3 separate regions of the Homo sapiens genome follow, and regions 1 and 3 are each linked to region 2. A link is a contact called in ENCODE Hi-C or POLR2A ChIA-PET data. All regions are on one chromosome and are shown on one strand. Each heading gives the region's core, a stretch centred on a gene start or an enhancer-like site at or near the end of the contact. The rest is flanking DNA. Distances are from core to core; before and after follow the strand shown. Region 1 overlaps LOC105372738 (a long non-coding RNA gene). Region 2 holds the start of NRIP1 (nuclear receptor interacting protein 1). Region 3 has its middle 160 kb from the start of ASMER1.

What was found. A loop is a pair of places that touch in the nucleus more often than their neighbours do. ChIA-PET counts read pairs that join two places held with the same protein, here RNA polymerase II (POLR2A). Pooled maps may share reads with other maps.
Region 1: a loop to region 2 is called in a map of B cell, with 6 times the contacts of the local background. The contact joins the enhancer-like site here to the promoter of NRIP1 in region 2. A Hi-C loop is called at or near these places in 3 of 168 maps with a recorded cell type or tissue (B cell, CD8-positive, alpha-beta T cell and naive thymus-derived CD4-positive, alpha-beta T cell), 21 of 37 single-sample maps with no recorded cell type and 11 of 50 pooled maps. POLR2A ChIA-PET finds 5 or more read pairs at or near these places in 3 of 52 experiments (CD4-positive, alpha-beta T cell, activated CD4-positive, alpha-beta memory T cell and naive thymus-derived CD4-positive, alpha-beta T cell).
Region 3: a map of B cell shows a loop between it and region 2 (5-fold over the local background). The contact joins the enhancer-like site here to the promoter of NRIP1 in region 2. A Hi-C loop is called at or near these places in 5 of 168 maps with a recorded cell type or tissue (B cell, GM12878, K562 and 2 more), 21 of 37 single-sample maps with no recorded cell type and 11 of 50 pooled maps. POLR2A ChIA-PET finds 5 or more read pairs at or near these places in 1 of 52 experiments (activated naive CD4-positive, alpha-beta T cell).

Annotation. Positions count from the first base shown.
Region 1 is chr21:14,673,429-14,677,657 of GRCh38, forward strand. It overlaps LOC105372738 (a long non-coding RNA gene), which reads right to left. Exons shown (of 2, transcript XR_937589.2): 2 at 3,257-3,652. Among named protein-coding and RNA genes, the nearest start is that of SAMSN1-AS1, 93 kb to the left of the region's middle. RefSeq lists a cis regulatory region at 4,166-4,229. Within about 2 kb of position 2,528, at least 8 of the 41 ENCODE cell types and tissues checked have a DNase peak (open chromatin) inside an H3K27ac peak, as active enhancers do; they include B cell, CD4-positive, alpha-beta T cell and CD8-positive, alpha-beta T cell, where a contact is called at or near this core.
Region 2 is chr21:15,062,692-15,066,417 of GRCh38, forward strand. NRIP1 (nuclear receptor interacting protein 1) reads right to left here and starts at 2,309. Exons shown (of 4, transcript NM_003489.4): 1 at 2,054-2,309. RefSeq lists enhancers at 661-710, 3,161-3,210 and silencers at 1,541-2,400, 2,651-2,830.
Region 3 is chr21:14,761,561-14,765,475 of GRCh38, forward strand. No RefSeq gene overlaps it. Among named protein-coding and RNA genes, the nearest start is that of ASMER1, 160 kb to the right of the region's middle. RefSeq lists enhancers at 1,520-1,639, 1,800-1,929, 1,980-2,039, 2,170-2,229. Within about 2 kb of position 1,736, at least 7 of the 41 ENCODE cell types and tissues checked have a DNase peak (open chromatin) inside an H3K27ac peak, as active enhancers do; they include B cell and GM12878, where a contact is called at or near this core.

The sequences.
Region 1 (4,229 bases), core at 1,278-3,777, 390 kb before region 2:
GTCAGATGTGGAGTACTGAGTTTAGTATTATGCAACTATAGCTAGATCTTTGGGAAGAACACTTAGGTTGTGAGTACCTCCTCTGTGCCAGTCATGTGTTCTCTCATTTCACGATAGCCCTGTGAGGTATATCCGTCTCATTTTTAAAATGAGAAAATGATATTTATTAAAATTAGGTAACATCCTCAGTGTCACTTGTAGCATCTGAGCCTTTCCTGCCATCATGGAAATGGGGATGCTAACAAATTGGCTCAGAAGGCCCAGCTGACCATTGGGATGGGGAGGAGGGGGTCCTACAGGGCACAGACTAGGAACAAAGGAGCGCTTCTTATCAGAGACAAGAGGCACTGGGGCCAGAAAAGCAGACTAAGCAAGAAGTGATACAATCAGGTCAACGTCTGGGCTGAGAGATATAAGATAGATGCCAAAGCCAGAGGAGCAGAGTGTGAAACAGGGAGATAAAATGGAGCAGAGCCTGCTTTGAAATGCAGAGATGCGATTGAAAGAGGGAGGATGTACAGCAACAGAAAAGGCAGCAGGTGATTAATAGGCATTTTCTGGATGCAAAAATTAATAAATAAAAGAATAACTTATAAGGGATAAATGAGAGAGTGGCAACAAAACCATATTTAAACATTTGCAACCTGGGTAACTGGCAAATTATTAGTATGATTTAATAGAATTAGAGAATTCGGAAGAAAATGAAAGCTTGAGTAGTGCACATCGAAATGCATTTTGGATGGGACATTTAGCCATCAATGTTTAACAGGCAATTGAAAATGTATGGAGCTCAGAAGAAAAGTAGATACTGGAGTCTGCAGCTTACAAAATGCTTTACAATATTTTACCTTATTCTCTAAAATAACTAATAAAAAAACTGGGGTTGAGAAAAGTTGAGTAACCCCCACAAAGTGGCACAGTTAATGGGTGGATAACCTAGAATTTGAATTCAGGCTTCTTACCATAAAGTTGAGTGACTTCCCCAAAGTGGCACAGTTAATGGGTGGATAATCTGGAATTTGAATTCAGGCTTCTTATCATAAAGTTCAGTGGTGGATAATCTAGAATTCGAATTCAGGCTCTTACCATAAAGTTCAGTGCTCATTTTATTACATTTTACTGCCTTTCATATAAGAACGAGCAAATCATCTAAAGAAAAAGAGGGTGTCAGATACAGGATTCTATTTGGGCTGCAAATATGATAATGCCTTATGCTAACGTGCATAGCTTCGGGTGACAACAAACTGAAATTTATCAAAAACAGGTTGACCTCCCCCTTGTGAAGGATTTTTTTTATTCATTCCAAGAGTTGCTTGCTTATTGCAATTTTGCCTGCTGGTGTGGACATAGCTGAGAGCATCACCTGCCTGCCAAAAAAAGTAAATATGCTGGAAGCTGTTAAGTGGATTAAAACTTGGTACCACAAAGTAGTGCCCAATAACATAGTCAGAAATTCCACCTCAGCCAAAGATGTTCCTAAAAACTCAAAAACAAAAAGGAGAGGAAAGAACATTTTAGGAGGATTTATGAGGTAGAAGATACGAAGAAATTATACAATATACAAGCAAAGAAAACAAATTTTTGAAAATTTGCCAGATAGCTGGAAGCCAAAATTGTGAAAAGAAAAATCCCTATGAGAACTGCTAGTTTTATAAAATATTCTGGGAATTTAAGAAAAGGTAAATTAAATAAATTATGCATTAGTTATATTATAATTATGCTGCTGAGCTGGCATCCTTATTTTCTCCAAATTCTATCAATCAGTCAAAGAAAGTCACAGTGCATGGTCAGATTCAAAGTCACATTGCAATGGATGTAAACACAGACACCAAGAACAATTGCAGTCATTTTGTTGTCAGCCTGCAACTACCAGTAACCAGTGGTTTGATTTCAGGCAGTTCATTTCTCTTGGCCTCAGTTTCTTTATCTCCAAGATATGACTTAGGACTTTCTCTGTAGGATTCCTTACACTCCTCTGTTCCTAAAGCAACAACTTTCAAAACTGCCTTACAGGCAAATTAGAGGACTTTTCTGTATCTCAAAAAATACATATATATATAAACAAAGTGACATGTAGTTGCTTCAGTACGTGTAAAGTTACTTATTAAAAAGCAAAAATGCCATATAGAACATAAAAAGTGAAATAGGAAGATGAAATAAAATCAAACAACATTAAGTTACTATTGCAAGTCGCAAATGATTGAAGATGGCTTGTTTAGCTGTTTGCCAACACTAAACCAAATTGTCCACTTCATGTCCTAAATGGCCCAGCTTGGCACTGGATCATAACCCATATTCCACTTTATAGATTTTTCTTCATCAGTAATTCAGGGTGTGAAAGTGATCGATATTAGAATTACTCAGACTGTTAATATCGTTTAAATTAAATGGTTAATTGCTTCATTTTCTATTTTACTTGGACCATGAAGATTGAACCAATTTTATGAAGCCCAAACTTTAGACAAGCAGGTAGTAAGTGAAGGAAGTCAGTCACCAGCCAACAGCACTTCCTGTTTTCATATGCGGATAAGCAGACTCTCGTTAGAAACCCCAACTGCCAGAGAAGACAAAATGCTTTACTTCTCTCAGACTGACGAGGAAACAGTGGCTAACATAGAAATTGTTATTGTCCAGAAATAAAAACAAGCTTTCTTTAAATGCTAAGGAAAAAAATAAAGATTTAGTATTTTCCTCTGGTTTCATTTGCAAACATCTGTATGCACTGTTTTTCTTCAGGATACACAGTTGAAATGTCATATTACTGGAATCTGGAGATCACTTTGATTAAATTTTGCCTTGCATAAAGCAGGCTAAAAGAAGTTAACCCTAACTGCCTCCACCAATAAGAAAGAATGTATCTGAATTCAGCACAAATGGAAACTTGTAATGTTCTACAGTCAGGTGAGAATGAGGAAATGCTCAGATCTAAAAGGAGCTGTTGCTGTAAGGAAACCATTTCCTTGATATCTGCATGTTCATCATCTTAAGTCTCAGGCCCCCAGACAGCTGTCTCTTCAACTTCAGGAAATTAGACGCCAAAAAGAAGACCTGAAAAACTGAAACATGCTAAGCCTGTACGTTGCACAGGGGCCAGGCAAAACTATATTTAGGATTAATTTTGAGAGCTCTGGGTGGTTTTTGTTTTCTGTGTTGTGTTGTTGTTTTTAATTTGCAGGGAAGCCTGGATGTTAGAGTGATTCGTGTACACATCTTAGGTAGAGAAGCTAATAAGTAGATGTAAAGAAGTAAAACCGAATTCATTAAAACCTAGAGCATTCATTGACTTGTTTATTGCTGAGTGCTGAGTAGCAATCCACACACGGTGCAGTATTTATTTTTTTCAAAACAGAAACCCCCATAACCTATATGATGTTAACAAAGGGAAATTGCAAAACAATAACAAAAAAAGCATTTTGGAAAATAAACTCATTTTCTTCGCATTCTTCTTTCCATTGCTTCTGAAAATGTTTGAAAATCAGTAGCATTATAAACTTTACAGTCTCATTTCCCAAATTGGCTTTCTTCTTTTTCTCCTCCCAATCCTTGGTTATATTTGTCACCTTCTGTTTCTATAGCACATGGCTGAAGACCTAGCATTGCATCTGCAACAAGTACTCTGACTTTCTTCATGAATATAAGTTTACAGGAATGCCTGTATAAAAAAAAAAACCCATAGTAAGAGATTACAAATATCACATCCCTCTTAAATCAGCTTCCTGACTTCCTTTATCCCTTCATGGGTCTGGTATGTCAGCAACACTTGACAATGTGAGGTTAAACTACTTGCTCTGCTTATGATCTCATTCCCTCCTGCTATCTCTTTCAGAACAAAGACCTTATACTATCAGTTGATGAATTTTCAGCCTCTTTGCCTCTACCTGTTATATCACTGCCATCTACACATCAGCTCAAGCCATTCCTGTCTTTAAAAAACACCATCTCTGACCTTAAACCTTCCTCCATTAACCATCATTCTCTTTTTCCTTCCCCTGAAAGCCATGTTCTTGCAAAGACTAATTTATAATCACTTGGTCACTGCATTTATTGTTCAGTCTACCATAATTAGAATTATGTCCCATCATTCTATGGAACGTGATTTGCTGAAGGTTATTAATGATTCAAATTTTTCCAATCTAATACACTCATTGCGGACATCATCTATCTGGAGCTGGTAGCACAGTTGAGAGAGAGCTTCTTTACTCCTAGAGCTGGCTCCTCCCTTGAATGGA
Region 2 (3,726 bases), core at 1,059-3,558:
AGAACTGTAACAGACATGTCAATTTAAGCAAACTTCATGAGCAATAAACTAACAAACAGACTCTAGGTGGTGGTATAGGTTATTTTTTATCATGATGTTTTGCACTTATAACTGCAAGAGTCAGAAAAGCCTTTAGTCTCTTCACACACTTCTTTAGTGCAAAGTTAACAATATTTTAGGGTGTTAAAATTAGCAAAATCCAAGTTCTGCAGAGTTTAGAAATGCATGTAAAAGAGGCATTAAACCTGGTTTTCAACTAACTTCCCACAGGCATTAAACCTGGTTTTTCAACTAACTCATTTGAATAAAATCAACAACGAACAGTCCTTTTTTTTTTCTGTTATGTTCTGATGTATATTTTACTCACACTCCTAGGGCACTTTTAAAGGTAAGTTTGGAAAGAGGTCTTTCTCCACCAGAGTATGAAACAGACTAGAACAACCAATCCTACAACCTGCAGGGCAGTAGCCGCTCCACTAATTGATTCTCCTTCTTTGTCTCTAGGAACTATGCCCAGGCAGAAAAAAAGTTACTGTAGGTGATGAAGCCAGTGCTCCCTGAACCAAATAAACCCTATCGACGTTACCGAACTGCCGGGCAAAACCAGAGCAACTCACTTACTTGGAAGGTGAAAAACACTTCAACATACTCCAGGCGGCAACCGACACTTAGGGGCCAGGCAGATGAAACACCATTTGTTTAAAAAGTCTATTATTTCACTGTCTCTTCAACAAAGGTGGAAAACTGATGATTAAACACTGAATAATGCCACCCACTTACTAAACCTATGATTCACTAATAAGCAGGTTCAATGCAATTCATAACTTTAAAGAATGAATTACCGAAGCCCCTTGCTTCACAAATTCCCCCAAGAAACAGAAAGAGCATTCATCACATATAACCCGACAACCATTTTTACTATGGACACCTACAGATGGCTTCTCTTCCTCTAAGGACACAATTTCCTTCACAATCCCACATGTAATCATTTACAATACCAGAAACAAACTCCAACTCAGTTCCACCAACTGGGTTTTTAAAAATCCTTGTGCCTAAGAACGTCTTTTTTCCCCAAAGTAAAATGTGCCATTAAAAAATATTTTTAAAACGCAAAAGTGCTTATCATTCCGTACTTCTTTTACTACCTTCAGCAGCCAATTATTGACGTGATAAAAGGTAGAAACTCCTGGAATGCTTCAGAGATCAACATGTGTCACAGACTCCCAGCCTGTCCGCCTCTAAGACACAGTTGGTTCCTTTGTTCCTTCTGACTGAACACCAACTCCTGATCAAAATTGGGAAACTACTTTGGAAGGGATGGGAGGGTCTGCAGAATACATCCACGGAAACCTTCATAAAACAATATTCAATCGTAATAAGGTGGACACAGAAGAAGGGAGAAAAGGCAGCCTCCCGGACTTCCACCGGGCTCACCCTAAATGGGGGCCGGCCCCTGGCTCCTGGTAAAATGATGGCTGAGGCCTCGGGTCCGTGAGCCTCGCCATCGGGAGGGGACCGCGAGTGCGGGCAGAGCGGCCCGGGGTCGGGTGGGGGCCGGGCGAGCTGTCCCTTTTCCTATTCACTTTCCCAGCCGGGTATCCAGCGAGCAAGGAGCAGGGAGGCACCCAGGCGAAAGGCGCCGCCCAGGATCCGGCTGGACAGCAGGACGGAGAGCGGCGAGGCGAGCGGTGCCCGGGGTTCGGGACCGAGAGGGCAAGCGAGCGGGGGCAACCCCGACCCGGCCCCCCGAGTCCGGCCCCGCTCAGGGGCCACGCGACGGCCGCCCCCTTGCCCAGAACTGGCACGGACGGGCGGGCCGACCCGGGGCCACTCCACAACTTGCCGGCCCGCCGCCCCGGCCCCCCGCGAGAACCCGGAGACTCGAACCAGGCAGCAGAGGCAGGATTTCCCCGGAAACGCGCCCTCCCCGCCGCCCCGACGCCCCCGCGGCCCTGCCAGCCAAGCGAGAGCCGACGCGGGCCGCGCTCCCGGGCCGTTTCCGGCGGCGCCGGCGGCCGCTACTCCTGGCGCCCTGGCCGCGGCCGTCACTCACCCCAGGCCGCCGCGGCTCCCAGCCTCCGGCTCCGTCAGGCTCGGTCCGCGAAGGCGCCTGCCGCCCCGTCCTGGCCCGGCGCCCCGGCGAGCTCTTCCCTCCGACCAGCGGCGCTCACGGCGCAGCGGCGGACGCGAGGCCACGGGCGGACGGGCGCGCGCGGGTGGCGGGCGGGCGTGGGGCCGGGTCGTCCCTGCGCCTCGCCGCCGCCTCCTCCGCCGCCGCCTCCCGAGTTCGGGGCTCTGCTGCAATGTCTGCGAGGCTGACTTTGAGCGCCTCGCTCACCGCCCGCCCGCAGCCGCGCTCCTCCCTCCGCCGCCGAGTCCGCCGCGGCCCAGTCCCTCCCCTCGCCGCCCCACGCCATTCAGCTCTTCAGCCAAGTTTCTTAACCCTTTTCTCCCCCTCCCTCCCATTGTCACCCGGTCAGGAGGAAGCCGCGCGGATCCGGGCGGCTCACAGGAGCTGCGGAACCCCCTCTGTTTCGTGGATTTCCTTCTCGCCTGCTCTCCGGGTGTCCCAGACGGGGCTGCAAGACCCGGAGGCAGCGAGAGGACCGCGTCCCCGAGAGAGGGGCTGCACGGCGCGCCCGGGCCGTCCCCCGGGCTCCCAGCTCTGTCCAGCCGCCCGCGACCGCTGCAGGCGCCTGGACAGCTCCTCCTGGGGACCGGGGAAAGCGCTCTTGGGACCCAGGCCGAATGCTCCCGTTTGGGCACAGCCTGGGGGCCGGGGCGCCCCAGACGCTCCAGGGTCCCCGCCTGCCTTAAGCGTCTACCTCCTCCCCTTCACCCCACAACACGCGCTCTCTGGGCCCCCTTTCACCCACCCACCCCCAATTTCTATCTCCTTGTAATCTGTGTGTCCTGCTTTAATGTTGGGGGGCACGGGCGCGAACTCTGGGTCACTTTGACCCCACGCCCAGCACGTAGTAGGCGCCCAGCACTCGTGTGGAGCGACTCTGGGAGGAAAACTAGGAAGGAGACCTGAGGAGCGCCCCGCTCAGCTCCCTGGACAGACGTAGGACCCAGGAGCAGGGTTAATCCTCGGCTGCTTTGTCACTGCGAAGTCTCCAGCGGAGTCTGTCAGCCAATCTGCATCATCCCCGGGAAGGATCTGACCCAACAAGACAAGGGAAAAGGAGCAGGGCTGCTACTTCTTCAGCAGCTCTCCTCGGTTCGGTCTCCGAATAAGAAATAACAATTACATCACGAGGCCGGGGCGGCAGCGCGGTGGAGCCTCTCGGTTTCCTGCAGCCTAATCTCACTGAACCCGCCTCTAAATTGGGGGGGCCACAGATTGGTGAAACGAGAAAGTGGAAGGAGGAGAGAGTCATACGAAACCATAATTTCCCCTTATCCTTGTATTTGCTGTTTGAAAAATCGTATCCTCAACGCTCCCCAGACATCTCACTAGAACTATTAACACCCCCTCAACACCTCCCCAGATGTCAGGTTTCTTTTTGACTTGAGCATCTAGCATTTAGTAATTCGCCATGAAAAAAATTACCAGGGGAAGCGAGTGTTGTTGCTGAAATTGTTTTTGCTTGACACAAAAAAGCTAAAGTACAGCTTAGTCTCACCCGAAATTCTGAAACGGCATGCCCGTGTTAAAACACTTATTACATAAGACAAATGAGCCGATGAGGCACTCCATTCTTATATGTAGGTTTTCATATC
Region 3 (3,915 bases), core at 486-2,985, 300 kb before region 2:
CAGTGTAAAGCATAATACAATGGCAATCAAAGGGGCATCCACAGATAACCATGTTCATTACATTGCCTTTAATTGCTTTAGCCTAAAAGACAGCAGCCCAAAAGTATAGATCCATGGCAGATCATTGTACTTAAACAGTCAAATATGTATCCTTCATATTTTAAAATATAGCCACTGGCCCACCAAATAGGAGTTCTACTGTCCACTTCTCTCACACTGCCTTCTACACAGTATAAAACCTTTCATCTTGACATAATTAGAAGAATCTTCCAAACAAGTAAAACTATGACTTGCTCACATGCCTACTTTTCCCACATGACCGTGGCAAAATCAGATATTGTCAGACAACTTGAGGACCTCAATTCACCATAGAATTTTCATAAAATGGTTAAGAGGTAGGATCCTATGGTTCATGGAGGAAATTTGGGAAGAATTCATGCTTAGGCTAATAAAAAATACAGTTCATTCATTCATCTCCATGAAGACAGGAAAACTATGCCATTCTGATCTTCACTGTATCAATCAATGGTCTGTAATTGTTCAGTAAAAATTCTTCAAATGAAGGAATGTCCAAAGTTGTCTGGATTCAGTCTGTAAAAGAGTAATTAAGCTTTTGCTTTTGCTTAATATACATGCCTTGACAGTATATTAAAGTGCTTAATTAAGCAGCTTTTTTATGGTCACAGAAGTCTTTGTGATATTTAACATTATGAAATCTACATATTCAGAGCCACCTCTAGTCTATAAAATTAAAGTATTTACATATAATTTAATCACATATTTTCTTCACAAAAGGCATTATTTAAGATATGGCAACTAAATCAGAGAATTCTGGACAATTGCTTTTGTTCATAATTTTATCCAAATGATGAAGTTCATAATTACACAATGTTACAGTTATGAATATATTAAGGTAGACCTTAAAAGCTCACAGCAAAAGAGTAACACAGTGTCTGAGATTGTGCAATGTACCAAAGAGGATATTGACTTTACTCTGGATAATACGCAGACAAATTTACATTTATGTCTTAAACTTAACCCCTAACCTTATAAATGATTGAATGCACCCAGTGGCTTATTTTCTGTAAATCAGTAAGTAACCTCAAATGAATGCATCAATTTTCATAATGCATGCATTGTTAGTATCATCTAATATTTTTATTTCAAGTAAATAACCATATTATTCATGCTAGTAGCTGGTACAAACCTTTACCATTCTTCTTAAATTACTTAGCTGGACTCACCCACTCATTTTAACAGATGGCCAAGCCTCCTACCTCACAGAGAAAATAGCAGCCATCAGTCACAAACCGCACCTCTTGTATTATCTGCATGTTCCCCAGCTTTCTCTCCTTCCCTTCTGTCCCAAAGGATGTCTTGCCTGTCTTCCAAAGATAACACTTTAATCTGTACTCCTGATTTCATCTTCTTCCTTTCTTCCTCTCTATGTTTACTGAGTGCCTTCTGATGCCAGAATATTCTAAGCCTGGGGACACAGTGTGAAACAAGACACAAAGCCCCTCTCCTTGTGGACTTTGCATTCTATTATGTGTCCTCCAACGCCTTTTCAATATTCACCACCGTTTTTTGAATCTTCACTGTATCCTCTGTCGTGGCTGTTCTCTTTTAGCTTACAAACCTGTCTAACTTGTCCTCATCCTTAAAATGAATCTGCTTATTTTGCTGAATTTGAAGGCATGTATTTCCTTCCCTTACTGCTGTACTTCTAGAATCAGCTGCAGTTTCTGTTTCTACTTTCACTTCCCTTTTTCACTCCTCAGTGCACAGCTATCTATTTTTCTTTTGTTCTCTGTACTCCAGTGAAACATTTATCCTCAGCCTTTGACACACTCTTCCTTCCCTTGAGTCCTCATGAATCCTAGGACAGAATATAGTTTATTCTTCTGGCTACACTTTTTGCTACTGCTTCATTCTCTGCTTGCAACCTTACTGTTTGACTCCCCAAGATTTCTTCTTTGGCCTTCTTTTCTCATTCTGCCCATTCTTCTTGAATCATCCTACCCACACCCATGGTTTCAACTACTACCTATGTGCTAACAACTCCAAAATTCTGTTTTCAGAGCCTTCTGAATTCCTTATCTATATTTTCAAGTACTCCAAAAGCATTCTCATTTAAATAGCCATATCATGTGCTAAAGATGTGGTACGTATTGCCACAGAGAAACACAGAGAAAATATTACCAGCTGTGATTATAGAAAAGCTCCAAAATCTCAGTGGCTTAATAAAATATGAGTGTTTTGTTGTTGGTGGTGGTGGTGTTGGTTTCATTTTTGCTCACGTAAGGTCCAGTTGGAGGTGGTGGTGGCGGCAGTGTGGTGTAGAGGGTAAAGGTGGTTCTGAGACCCAAGTTCATGAAGAATCTCCCCTCTATTATGTCGCTTGCCAGGTCATTCAAGAAAGTTTTATCCAGCCAGTGGATGGGAAGAGAGTTTGGAAGGGGTGGAAGATTTTATGTGACAGTTTTGGAATTGTTATATTTTCACTCACATTCCATTGAACAGAATTCAGTGACATGGTCCCACCTAGATCCAAAGGGGTTGGAAATGATAGTCCATGTCTGGGCAGCCACTTCATAGCATCCTCTATATTATGCAAGAGGAGCAAATCTTTAGTAGTTGGTTAAAAGTGTTTGCTACAGAAATCCATAGGTGACCTTTCTAGACAGAATTTTGTTTCTGATCAGTTGAATAAGGATCGCGAAGAGTGAAAGTGGAGACGAACAGGGTGATTCTTTTCTGGAAGCACAATGTTAGTGTTTAGGTGCTCATTTAATGTTCTTAGAACCAAAATTTGGCTGTTAGGGAAACGACAAAGCTCAGGAAGCAACTGATTTCTCTACCTTCCATTTTTATTTCCCTTAATCCAAACTTCATATAATTTGAATGTCAGAGTGTCATATGTTGCTGGATATAGTTTGGATGTTCGTCCCCTCCAAATCTCATGTTAAAATGTAATCCCCATTGTTTGAGGTGGGGCCTCATGGGAGGTGTTTGGGTCATGGAGGCAGGTGCCTCATGAATGGCTTGGTGCCATCCCCATGGTAACAAGTGAGTTCTCGCTCTGGTAGTTCATGCAACTGCTGGTTGTTTAAAAGAGTGTGGCACCTCCCTCCACTCACACCATGTGAGAGGCCCACTCCCTCTTTGCCTTCCACCATGACTGTAAACTCCCTGAAGCCCTCAGCAGAAGTAGAGACTGGCACCATTCTTCTTGTACAGCCCATAGAAACATGAGTCAATTAAATCTCTTTTCTTAGTAAATTACCCAGTCTCAGGTATCTTTATAAGAACACAAAAACAACACTAACACGTTGCCCTCCTTCATTCCTTATTATTTTTTCTTTAAATATATAGTTATTTTTCTAATAATAAAAGTATAGATTAATCTTTCCGAAACTCAATTAATTATTTCATTCCCTGAGTTAAGACATTCAATAATATCTCCAATGATTCCAAGAGGAAGTGCGAACACATATGATGTCATGAAAGGCGGTACAATGGCACTCCAGCCAACCTTACCTGCCTTTCACCGAGCTTTATTGTCTGCTATCATTCTGTACCACTTTAGCACCCATAAGGTCTATTTTCCACTGCCAGAAAGCAGATGGCAACAAAGAAAATGCTGGCAGTACTATTCCCCATGTGGTTTTTGTTTAGAGTCACTATTGAGAAGCATCACACAAGACATGGAAAGCAAATGCCTCCAAATCCAAATTCCAAAGATTGGGAGGGCATTATTCCCCAGATATTGTGAGCAGACACATGGGTGGTCATGAGATTTGAAGCACATTCTGAATGAACACTTGAAAATCACCTCAATAAGTATTCTGCACTGAGATAGTCTTTATCTCCCCGAAAGCCTTCCAATGAGAATAAACTTCTAATTCCCTGCAT